2 separate regions of the Mus musculus genome follow, and region 1 is linked to region 2. The links are chromatin loops, found by intact Hi-C in ENCODE. Cell type or tissue: left cerebral cortex. All regions are shown on one strand. Each heading gives the region's core, and the rest is flanking DNA. Links, peaks and the distances in the headings are about the cores only.

Region 1 (5,508 bases), core at 1,589-4,088, 60 kb after region 2:
GAACTCTGTAGACCAGGCTGGCCTCAAACTCAGAGTCACGTCCTTCTGCCTTCTGAGTGCTGGGATTAAAGATGTGTGCCACCATAGCCTGGCTGATATGGGGCATTTTTTTAAAAAGAATTATTTATTTTATGTATATGATTACACTGTAGCTATCTTCAGACACACCAGAAGAGGGCATCAGATCCTTTTACAGATGGGTGTGAGCCACCAGGTGGTTGTTGGGAATTGAACTCAGGACCTCTGGAAGTGCTCTTAACCACTGAGCCATCTCTCCAGTCCACTAACGGGTGTTCTTAACATGGTTACATTAATGCACTGAATCACAAGTATGGGCTGCATTGTAATTAAGGTGAATTTTTAAAGGTATGCTTATATTGACAGCCTCAAACTGTACTGACTGCTTTTGTGTTTCAACTTGACACAAGCTGGAGTTATCACAGGGAAAGGAGCTTCCCTTGAGGAAATGCCTCCATGAGATCCAGCTGAAAGGCATTTTCTCAATTAGTGATCAAGAGGGGTGGGGGCATTGTGTGTGGTGCCATCTCTGAGCTGGTAGTCCTGGGTTCTATAAGAAAGCAAATCCAGCAAGCCAGGGGAAGCAGTCCAATAAGCAGCACCCCTCCATGTCCTCTGCATCAGCTCCTGACTCCAGGTTCCTGCCTTGTGTGAGTTCCGGTCCTGCCTTCCTTTGGTGATGAACAGCAATGTGGAAAGTGTAAGCTGAATAAACCCTTTCCTTCCCAACTTGCTTCTTGGTCATGATGTTTTGTGCAGGACTAGAAACTCTGACTTTGACACTAACTTACATGTTATGATGATTTGGCTTAAAATAATTTTGTGTGTGTGTGTGTGTGTGTGTGTGTATATACACGAGGTGAGTATAAAGGCATGTGAATTTTAGGAAACTGGTTCTTTCCCTCCCTCCACTGCAGATTCTGGGGACTGACCTTGGGTTGTCAGACTTGAGCATCAAGTACTTTTACCACTGAGACACCTCACAGGCTCACTCACTCGCTCTCTCCCTCTCTCTCTCTCTCTTAACTTCTTGATGATGTGAAAGGATATGTATTCAATGTAAATTCCAGATTCGTGAATTTTGATCCTTCCCAAGAGCTATCCTGTGCATACTCTCTTGCCTGGCTAAGAGCTGCCTATGAGCTGTGTTCCCATCAGCCATGAACTGTTGAGGGGAAACAATGGCTGCCACAAAGCCTGCTGAGCTGTGACACTGGTAGGCATCTCAAGTGCACTCTTGGTTTATGGGCAATGTGTTCTGCTTAGGATGAGTTCAACGGGTTGCCATCTAAGCCTCGGTCCCAAGCATCAGTGTAATGGAGGATGGCCTGTGTCTTTGTCCATTTGTCTTACTATAATGAAGCACTAAGACCAAGTGATTTGCAGACATTTATTTTCTCATGGCTCTGCATTCCGGGAACTGCAAGACTGACATCTTAGTTAAGTGAGTTCCAGGACTATATATATATATATATATATATATATACACCCTGTCTCCAAAACAAACAAACAAACAAACAAACAAAAAGACAAAACAAAACAAAAGGGTCAGACAAAGATTTGAGGGGGCCTAGCTTGGAGCACACGACTCAGATATGTTTGAGATAAAATATCACACCATGTTGCTGTTGGAATTGATGGGAAATTTGCCACAGACAAGCCTGGAACAGACTCCAAACATACAGGACTACAAATGTGTGTACAAAAGTCTTGGCTATTTTTCCGCAGGAAACGGAGTGAGTGGAATGGTACCACAGCACAGAGGGAGCCAACAGCATCAGACTTGTCCTTGACAGGCATGCCTGGCTTCAGATCTGCCATGAAGAGCCAGGACGTGGCAGGATCCAGGATGCTCTGGTCTCATCCTTAGCCCAGCTTTGAACACACTGCTTGGACAGGCTTCTCCTGCCTAAGATTTGACAACTGTTCAGGTAACATTCTGGTGGTATTTTCTGTAACAAAGCAATACATGGTATTTTGACGTTTAGAAAAATATCAGAAAGTAGGCCCTGGGAGATGGCTCAATGGATAAAGTGCTTGATGGACAATCATGAGGACCCAAGTTCAGATCCCCTCCCACATAAAAAGTCAGGCACTGGGGTTCACCCCTGTATTCCCAGTGCTGGTAAGAGGGAAATGAGAGGATCCACAGGACGTGCTGGCCAGCTAGTGTAGGCAATCAGTGATCTGGAAGTTCACTGATATACTCTGCCTTGAGAAATACAGTAGGGAGCTAGAGAGACAGCCCAGTGGTTTAGAGCACCAGTGGCTTTCGCAGAAGACCTGAATTGGGTCCCCAGAACCCACACAGCAGCTGACAACAGTCTGTAACTCCAGTCCCAGGAAATCTGATGTCCTCTTCTGGCTCTGAGAGCACTTCACACTGTGATACACAGACATACAAGCAGGCAAACATTCATGTACACAAAAAGCACAATAATAATTAATAATAAAATGAAAAATGGAGATACCCAACATTGACCTTTGCCCTTCATCTCTCTCTCTCTCTCTCTCTCTCTCTCTCTCTCAATGTATTAATTTACTTTCTGTAATGAAGTTGCTGTGATTAAAAAAAAAAAACAAAAAACTAAGAACAACTCGAGGAGGAAAGGAATGATTTCATCTCACTACTCCCAGGTCATCATCGGACATTGAGGAAAATCAGGGCATGAACTGAAGCACAGGGCATGGAGATCACTGCTCACTGTTTTGTCCTCCATGGCTGGCTCAGCTTGCTCTCTTACACAACCCAAGATCACCTACCCAGGGATGATACCACTCACAGTAGGCTGGGCTCTCATGTGTCAATCATTAACTGAGAAAACCCCCAATACAGGGTTTCTCTGTGTAGCCCTGGCTGTCCTGGAACTCACTTAGTAGACCAGGCTGGCCTCGAACTCAGAAATCTGCCTGCCTCTGCCCCTCAAGTGCTGGGACTAAAGGTGTGCGCCACCATGCCCGTTTTTTTTTTTTTTTTTTTTTTTTCTTTTTTTTTTCCTACTTGCTTCTTGATGCCATCTCTCATTGCTGCGACCTCAGAATTTGCCCTTTGCCCCTGGCAGTGCTAGAATACTTAGCGGCTATTCAACAAATATTATTTTCCTAGGCATTTGCTCTTTGTATGTTGCACATGGTGGTTTTATTTCTGAGAGTTGTTTTTCTTCTATTTTTGAATGACTGATTTTTGAATTACTATTTCATTGTAATAGCACGTGTGTGTCTGGCTGTCCCCGGAAGACTGTAAGCAAGGTGTCTGTAGTCAGGGTTATACACTGTTCTAACCTGCCTACAGTACCCAGGCTAGCACACTGTAGGGCTTTTCTAAGTATACTGGGAATGAGAGAGCCTGTCCTAAAACTTCCATTGGCAGATTCTCTATGGTTACCCAGGTCATCCCATCTTCCATCCTGAGTTCTTACAGCTGGTCCACTATGTGGCCCTGTGCTAGAGGCTGGGGAGGACAGGAGGATGACCAAAGTCTGGCTCTTGCCCTCAGAGAGTGTGTGTATATACGGTCAGTAACACATGCAGGTATAAATAACCCTAACTTAAAATTGTATTTAAAAGTCAGGGACAAGACTGAGCAAACACATCAGAGGCAGGAGGATTGCTTCCAGCTGCTGAGACCAGGCAGGCCTCCAGGACACGCACTGTCTTCTGCCATTCACCCCCATCGATGAAGAACGACCTCCCAAGACTTCAAAGGACTCTGGAACTAAGCTGATAACAGAGCAACTGGAGAGCCCCTCCCCAGCTATGTTCCTTGGAGTACTTCAGCATTGACTGTGTGTAGGAATTAGGATCTCTGTTGTGCCCCCTCCTCAGGGTGTGTGTGTGCACTTGCACACACACAGATACACAACTACTATTGTGCATATGTGGAGGTCAGAGGACAACATGGTATCAAAACTGGCTTTCCAGCTGTCTCTCTTGTTTGTTCTTTTCGGCTATGTACCCAAGGCTAGTCAGCCTGCAAGAGCCAGCCATTCTTCCCTCTTTGCCTCCCGTCCTAGCAGATGGTGCTCAGATTACAGCCACTGATGCTACTGTGTCCAACCTTTACCTAGGTTCAGGGGATCTAAACTCAGGTTGTAAAGCCTGACACTGTATTATTTATGGTTGAATACAATTCCATTGTGTCTATGTATCACACTTCCACTGTCTGGTTGATGGATACTGCAACACGGTGCAGCAACCAGCTCGGGTGTTTCTGTGATGTTCTCAGCTTCGCCTGGGTGCTCTCCCAGGGCAGTTCTAGTTTCAGAGGACCTCTTCCAGAGGACCTGAGTTCAATTCTCAGCAACCACATGGTGGCTCATGACCATCTGTAATGGCTTTCAGGAGTACATGCAGATAAAGCGCTCATATAAATAAATTAAAAACTAAAAAAAAAAAAAAAGCATTTGGTAGTTTGGGTTTTTTTTTTTTTTTTTTAATTTATTTGTTTTATGTGAGTCCACTGTCCCTGTCTTCACACACCAGAAGAGGGCATTGGATCCCATTACAGATGGTTGTGAGCCACCACGTGGTTGCTGGGAATTAAACTCAGGACCTCTTGAAGAACAGTTCATGCTTTTAAGGCTGAGCCCTCTCTCCAGCCCTGTTTTGTTTTTCAAGACAGGGTTTCTGGGGCTGTCTAGATAGGTCAGTGGTTAAGAGCGCTGACTGCTCTTCCAAAGGTCCCGAGTTCAAATCCCAGCAACCACATTGTGGCTCACAAATATTCCTTAACATCCCTAACAAAATCTGATGCCCTCTTCTGGAGTGTCTGAAGACAACTACAGTGTACTTACATATAATAAATAAATAAATCTTTAAAAAATTTTTTTAAAAATAATTTTAAAAAAAGACAGGGTTTCTTTGTGTAACAGAGCCCTTACTATCCTAGACTTGCCTTGTAGAGCAGGCTGGTCTCAAACTCACAGAGATCTGCCTGAGTGTCACAATGCCCAGATTTGTCAGGGTTTTGTTGTTTTTGTGATTGTTTTGTGTTGGGCATCAGTTACTTTGGAACTGAAGTTACAGGCATCTCCCAACTGCCTGGTGGTGAGTGCTGGGGTCACAATTGAGCAGCAGGCACTCACTCTCACTGTGATTTTGGTTTTATTCTGTCCCCTAGGCTGATCTGAGCTTCCAGGGATCCTCTCATTCTAGAGTGTCAGGATTACAGGTGTGAGCCACCATGCCTGACACAACACCCTTTTAATTTGCATCTCTCTGATGGCTAAGGATGGCTTTGTTTTGTTTCTCCAAATTTTGACCTGGCATAGCTCTTTTTCCAATCTATTTAGCTCATTTGCCTACTTACTGATTGGATTTTGTTGTTTCATTTTAGGAGGGTTTTTTGTTTTTGTTTTTGGTCTTTGTTTTTTTTTTTTTTTTTTTTTTTGCTTTTTAACAAGGTCTTTCTCTATAGCCCTGGCTGGTATGGAACTCACTAAATAGACCAGGCTCAAACTCAAGAGACCTGCCTGCCTCTACCTCTTGTGT
Region 2 (5,508 bases), core at 1,920-4,419:
ATTGGCTCTGAATTATACAATAACAGGCTAGATTCACTGACTTCTAACTGGAAACATATTTTAATCCTATCCATTTCAGCAAACTTTTAGACTAAAGTGATCTCTCCTAAGTTTACCGACTCATTCAACAAATATTTATCTGGTGTCTGGTGCTCTCCAGGTGGCAACAATCCAACCAAGGACAAAGCGAAGAGGGCTGCGCTCAGGAATCAGAGTAGACAGGGGTATTTAACTAAATTGCTGTTCAAGTTGGTAGCTCAAACTGCCATAAATGCTGGGGAGGTGAAGTATAGAATGTCACAACACAGGTTTCAAGCCTTTTATGACACAAGAGCCTGACATACGGTTTGCTGCTAGGTTCTGTGCTATGGGTGGGATACAGTCTAGTTTCTTTAATTCTTATAGCTGTGTCATCCTAATATTCAGCTAGCTAAGAGGTGGGCACGGAGATCTGAAGCCTGGTGGTTAGCAAGACTGTATATGAACTCTCTCGCAAGCCTGAGCTACTCAACGTGTTTATGGAAGATGACAGCTGGAGATTCTGTATCTCTGAGTAGCACTGCTCAGAACAGGCCCAAATGCACTGGCTTTCTAGCTGGCTAAGACTGTGTGTCAAATCCCTGAATTTCTGACCAAAGAGATGCCTTTAAAACCTCTGCTTGGAGCTGATGATGCAGTTCGGTGGTAGAGTACTTACCCAGCATGCACAAGCCTTCCAAACCCCAACCCCATTGCAAAACTAAACAAATAAAACCTTGTGTTTACAGACATTTACTGAGGCTATTATCTCATCTTTACAGAGGAAAGTATGTAAATTAAATTACCTTCGTTTAAAGTTTATTTAATTAACCCATATATCTTTAAAAAAAACAAACCAAAACAAAAACTGGTCGGGTCTTGTGACACACACTCCAGACTGAGCGGGGAGGATTACAAGCTTGAAGCCAGCTTGGTTCTATTTTGATTATTCTTTTTTTCTCTTTTTCTTATGTGTATAATGTATACATGTGTATGTGCATATTTTTTTCATGTGTGGGCACATACGTCCACGCATGCACCTGCAGGCCAGAGGCTGACATCTGGAATCATCTTCACTCTCCCACCTCAGTCCCTGAAGCAGGCTCTCTCCATCAAACTCTGAGCTTGAGGATTTGGCTTTCCTGGGCCACTCCTGGGAAATAGTTCCTCCTCCCAGGGTTGGAATTCCAGGCGGGCTGCTGCCCTAACCCTGCATCAATTTGGGTTTCTGGATATCTGAATTCTGGTCCTCATTCCTGCATGACAAGCACTTTTACCACTGAGCTGGCTCTGTGAGCCATCTCCCAGGCCCTGGTTTTTTTTTTAATGTTGTTTAAAGCTGAGTAAGTAAATAAGCCCTTCGCTGTATGTTGGAGCCTGCTAAGACTTGACAGCGGGATCTTTTTGTTGCCCACATTTTCTGTTCTTTATTTAAATTACAAATTTAAATATCCTCACACAAACCTCAGCTTGCTTCCTGATGTGGACTTTGTTTCTGCGAGAAATGTATGCCTTTACAAGCCTACGGCCTCCTCGTGAAACCTGACCTCCCTTCATGGTCCAGCTAAACAAGCCAAGAGCCGCACAAGGAGCCCTTAAAGTAGTGCTGTTAAGAGGCCAGAGCTCTATAAAACAGCCCGGACACAAGGTCCCCCAAAACATGCGCTATTCTCAAAAACAACCTTGCAAACACAATAAATGTAAGTGCCTATTTGATTTGTGACTTCCTCTTCATCTGCCCACTTAATCATTTTCTATGATTTACAGGCAGGGCTGTAAAGGTTGCTCAGATGAAACCAGTCCCCAAACTTTTACTGGATCAGAAAGCAACACAGAAGTAAGAGATTGTACACTGGAAATAATGTACAACCAATTAAGTGGATGGGCCAACATTAGCTTGCATATTAAGTCAGTAGGACATTCCTGCATCTTTAAAGCTAGGCATGGCAGCACAACCCTTAACTCTCAGCACTAAGTAGGCAGAGATTCTCTGTGAATTTGAGGACAGCCAAGAATATTAAGAGAGATTCTATTGGAGGAGAAGGAAGAAAAAGAGGAGGAAGAGGAAGAAGAGCTTTTTTAAATTAAAAATTATAGGTACATAATTTGTAATAAATCGTTTTTTAAATAATTCAATTGGTAACTTATAGCAACTTTATAGGCTCTCCTCGGTCTAGTAAGAAAATGTTGCTTTTAAAAGCTGCTGATAAAATGTGCATATAAAGTGTTCTTACACTAATATCAGTTGGGATGTTGATGCATCATCGTTTATAAACAGCTGGTCCTAGCACTGCAGGTCAGCACCGAGCTCCAGGCCCAGCCCTGGATGTCAGCACCAAGCTCCAGGTCCTAGCACTGCAGGTCAGATTGAACACCAGGTCCAGGGTGGGAAAGGACTACACTAATCACCACTACCCCACTCGTCCCAGAGGAACGCAGGTAGCAGCAAGCAGCCACTTTCCAGTGCTTCCAGCCCCCGCTATCTTTGAGCCTCCAATCAGTAGCTATGGGGGAAATCTGTCAGCAGCTCCTCAGATTTCTAACTCTGACTCTCTAACACCCACAACTTCGGAGATCTGCTATTGAGTTTTATACCTAGTAACTTAGTTTATGCCCATGTCAATGGTGTTTCAAATCAACAGTGCAGGCTTTACTAACCAAACAGAGTAAAAACTGGGCCCCATCACTTCTCAGTTCCTAGCAAGCCCTTGTACTCAGAGCCTGCTCAGCGGTCTGGGAATTGTCTAATCACAGCATGAAATGATCAGAAGGTGTAAACCACTCAAGGAATAAGTTTCAAAGTTATTATAGCTTTAAGACTGGGCAAGATGGGGTTAGGAGAGATGGCTCAGTAGTTAAGAGCAGGTGCTGCTCTTGCAGAGGAGCTGAGTTTACCAAGCAAACAGGTAGGCCAGCTCATGACCACCTGTAACTCCAGCTCTGGGAGATCTTACAGGAACGGCTTGTGGCCTCCACAGAAACCAACATTCAAATGCACATTAACACACACACACACACACACACACACACACACACACACACACACACACACAAAATGTAATTTAAAAAATTTTTTTAAAAGAATAGTCTAATTGTCTTAACTTCTTTAGTTCCTGGTCTCTTACCAAGACTATATATTTTTCTAGTTCAGAAAATATATCTTCCTGTCTGTCTGTTGTCAGGAATAAGCAGTACACACAACAGGCATCTAACAGGCTTCCTGAATTAACTTACTGCACCATCTCTCTCTCAAGCTCAGGGAAGCCTCCCTCTTCTCCCTGAGAACACTACAGCTCAGACACATCCCACACACAAACTCTGAGCAAACCGCTCTGTTCTATAAAATCAGTTCTTAAGGGGTTATAATGTAGTACCATAGTACCATAGAATATATTATTTAGTTCATAGAGACTGCTATTCTAGATACAGTTATTATAATTATAGCCATTAAAAAAAAAAAAAAAAGCAAAGCACTGGTGGCCCACACTTTTAATCCCAGTACTTGGGAGGCAAAGGCAGGCAGATTTCTGAGTTCGAGGCCAGCCTGGTCTACAAAGTGAGTTCTAGGACAGTCAGGGCTACACAGAGAAACCCTGTCTCGAAAAACAAACAAACAAACAAAAACAAAAAACAAAACAAAACTCAAGCTGGAGACATAGTTCTCTGGGTAAAGGTGCTTAGCACCAAGCTCAGTGAGCTGCATTGGCTCTCTGGAAGCCCCACAGTAGGAGAGAACCTATCCCCCACGGTGTCTTCTGACCTCCATACATAGACCAGAGCACACACTTGTTCCCCCAACAGACAAAATAAATGTTAAAAATAAATAAATAAAAGGGACTTTTAATCCTCAACCTATTCTAAGCGATACACCAGGAACCGATGCAGCAGGCTCTCTGAGGCCTCTACTGGCATGTCCCCTGCCTTCCTACCTTCTGGCAAGCTTCCAATGCATACTCCACAAAAGAACAAGTGTCATTGTTCCAACATCTGTCTCCTGAAATATGCAAAGTGCCTAAGAACAAGCAGAGGCAATGATTTCAAAGGGCCCAAAAGCCAGAGTGCTTTAAATACAACAACTATCCACCGCCCAAAGTCTGCTCGAAGGAGCCAGCTCACCATTAGCAACGACAGCCGGATGTTTAGAGGGCATGAGAAAAGATGACCTACAGTCAGTGTAATCTTTTCACAGTGAATGCTTTTAGGACCCTGATTCTGTACGCATACGTCCGAGCACAGGCAGAGGCAGAGAAACGTGAGACTCTATACACAGACTCATATAGAACAGAACATACTGGGAGAGCAGATGGGACACCTGAGAGAAAGGGTGGAGACTGTGATGTGGTCACCAGTCTAAAGGACTTTGGACTGACACAGAGCAGGGGACCAGCATGAATAAAGTACATAGCATATATACTGAGAGGGCTCACTGGGTGCCATCCCTCCCTGCTGAACTGATAAATTCAGGGGGAGGGGCACCATTGTCTTCAGTTGTGAGCCCAGGAGGCTCTAAGGATATCTCCAAACCCATTAAACTCAATGGGTCACAGAAAAAAAAAACCAAAATGACACGGATGCGGGAAGACTTCTGGGGGAGGCTTGACAGAGGTGGAGGGAGACAGGAGAGGGTAAGGGTGACAGCAACCAAATGAATTTTAAATATATATTTATAAATGTATATACAAATACATACATAAATTTATATACAACTAAATTTATATGTTTAAATATATATCCATCAAAGGACAAATTTAATAAGAGTTAGAAAATACTGTAGAGTAGATATAAAAAAGTAGGGGTAGGGGACACTGGAGAAATGGTTCCGAGTGTAAAGCACTTGCTATGCAAATATTAAGGCCTGAGTTTGGATCTCTAGCAATCCTACGAAAAGGTATGGCTATAGGCCCAGGCCTGTAATCCTAATGTGGGACTCGCATGCAGAAGATTCTGGAGGCTTGTAAGGCAGTCAGTTTAAACAAAATAGCCAATGCTAGGTTCTGTGAAACTCTGCCTCTACAAATTAGATAGAGACAGATAAAGAAGATATCTGAAGTCAATATCTGTCTCTATACACACTGACATCTGCATTCATGCACACACATGCACATATGCACACACACGAATACACACACTTGTGCACACACATGCACACACACTCATGCACATATGCATACACATGAACACACACACACACAAACACTTCCTTTAGCCCAGGTCAGCCCTTTTCTCAAACAGAATGAAAAGACATATGCAATTATAAAGTTTTATCTAAGAACTGAAATTACCAAGCAAACTGGTGTGAATATAAACTGGTAGTCACTTTGGAAGATGGCTTTGGCAGTTTCTTCTTTAAAATTTTAAAAAATAATTTCTTAAAAGTTTTTAAATTTTGCCAGATGGTTGTGGTGCACACCTTTAATTCCAGCACTCAGGACGCAGAGGCAGGCGGATCACTGAATTTGAGGCCAGTCTGAACTACAGAGTGAGCTCCAG

Evidence for each region. Peaks named below come from ENCODE experiments on the same cell type or tissue, not always from the same donor. Only the 100,000 strongest peaks of a DNase experiment are listed, where the experiment ranks them.
Region 1: it touches region 2 in a loop (6-fold over the local background); 1 of 42 quality-filtered maps calls a loop at or near these places.

What each region holds. Positions count from the first base shown.
Region 1 is chr9:72,772,488-72,777,995 of GRCm38, reverse strand. Gm27204 (predicted gene 27204) reads left to right here. Exons shown (of 3, transcript NR_166646.1): 2 at 1,747-1,949; 3 at 3,586-4,844. Among named protein-coding and RNA genes, the nearest start is that of Gm27204, 4.2 kb to the left of the region's middle. In left cerebral cortex, for the core only: no CTCF peak of the experiment used is centred there; no DNase peak of the experiment used is centred there.
Region 2 is chr9:72,833,004-72,838,511 of GRCm38, reverse strand. All of the region lies in intron 2 of Prtg (protogenin), which reads right to left. Among named protein-coding and RNA genes, the nearest start is that of Prtg, 28 kb to the right of the region's middle. In left cerebral cortex, for the core only: no CTCF peak of the experiment used is centred there; DNase peaks (open chromatin) are centred at 2,493 and 3,300.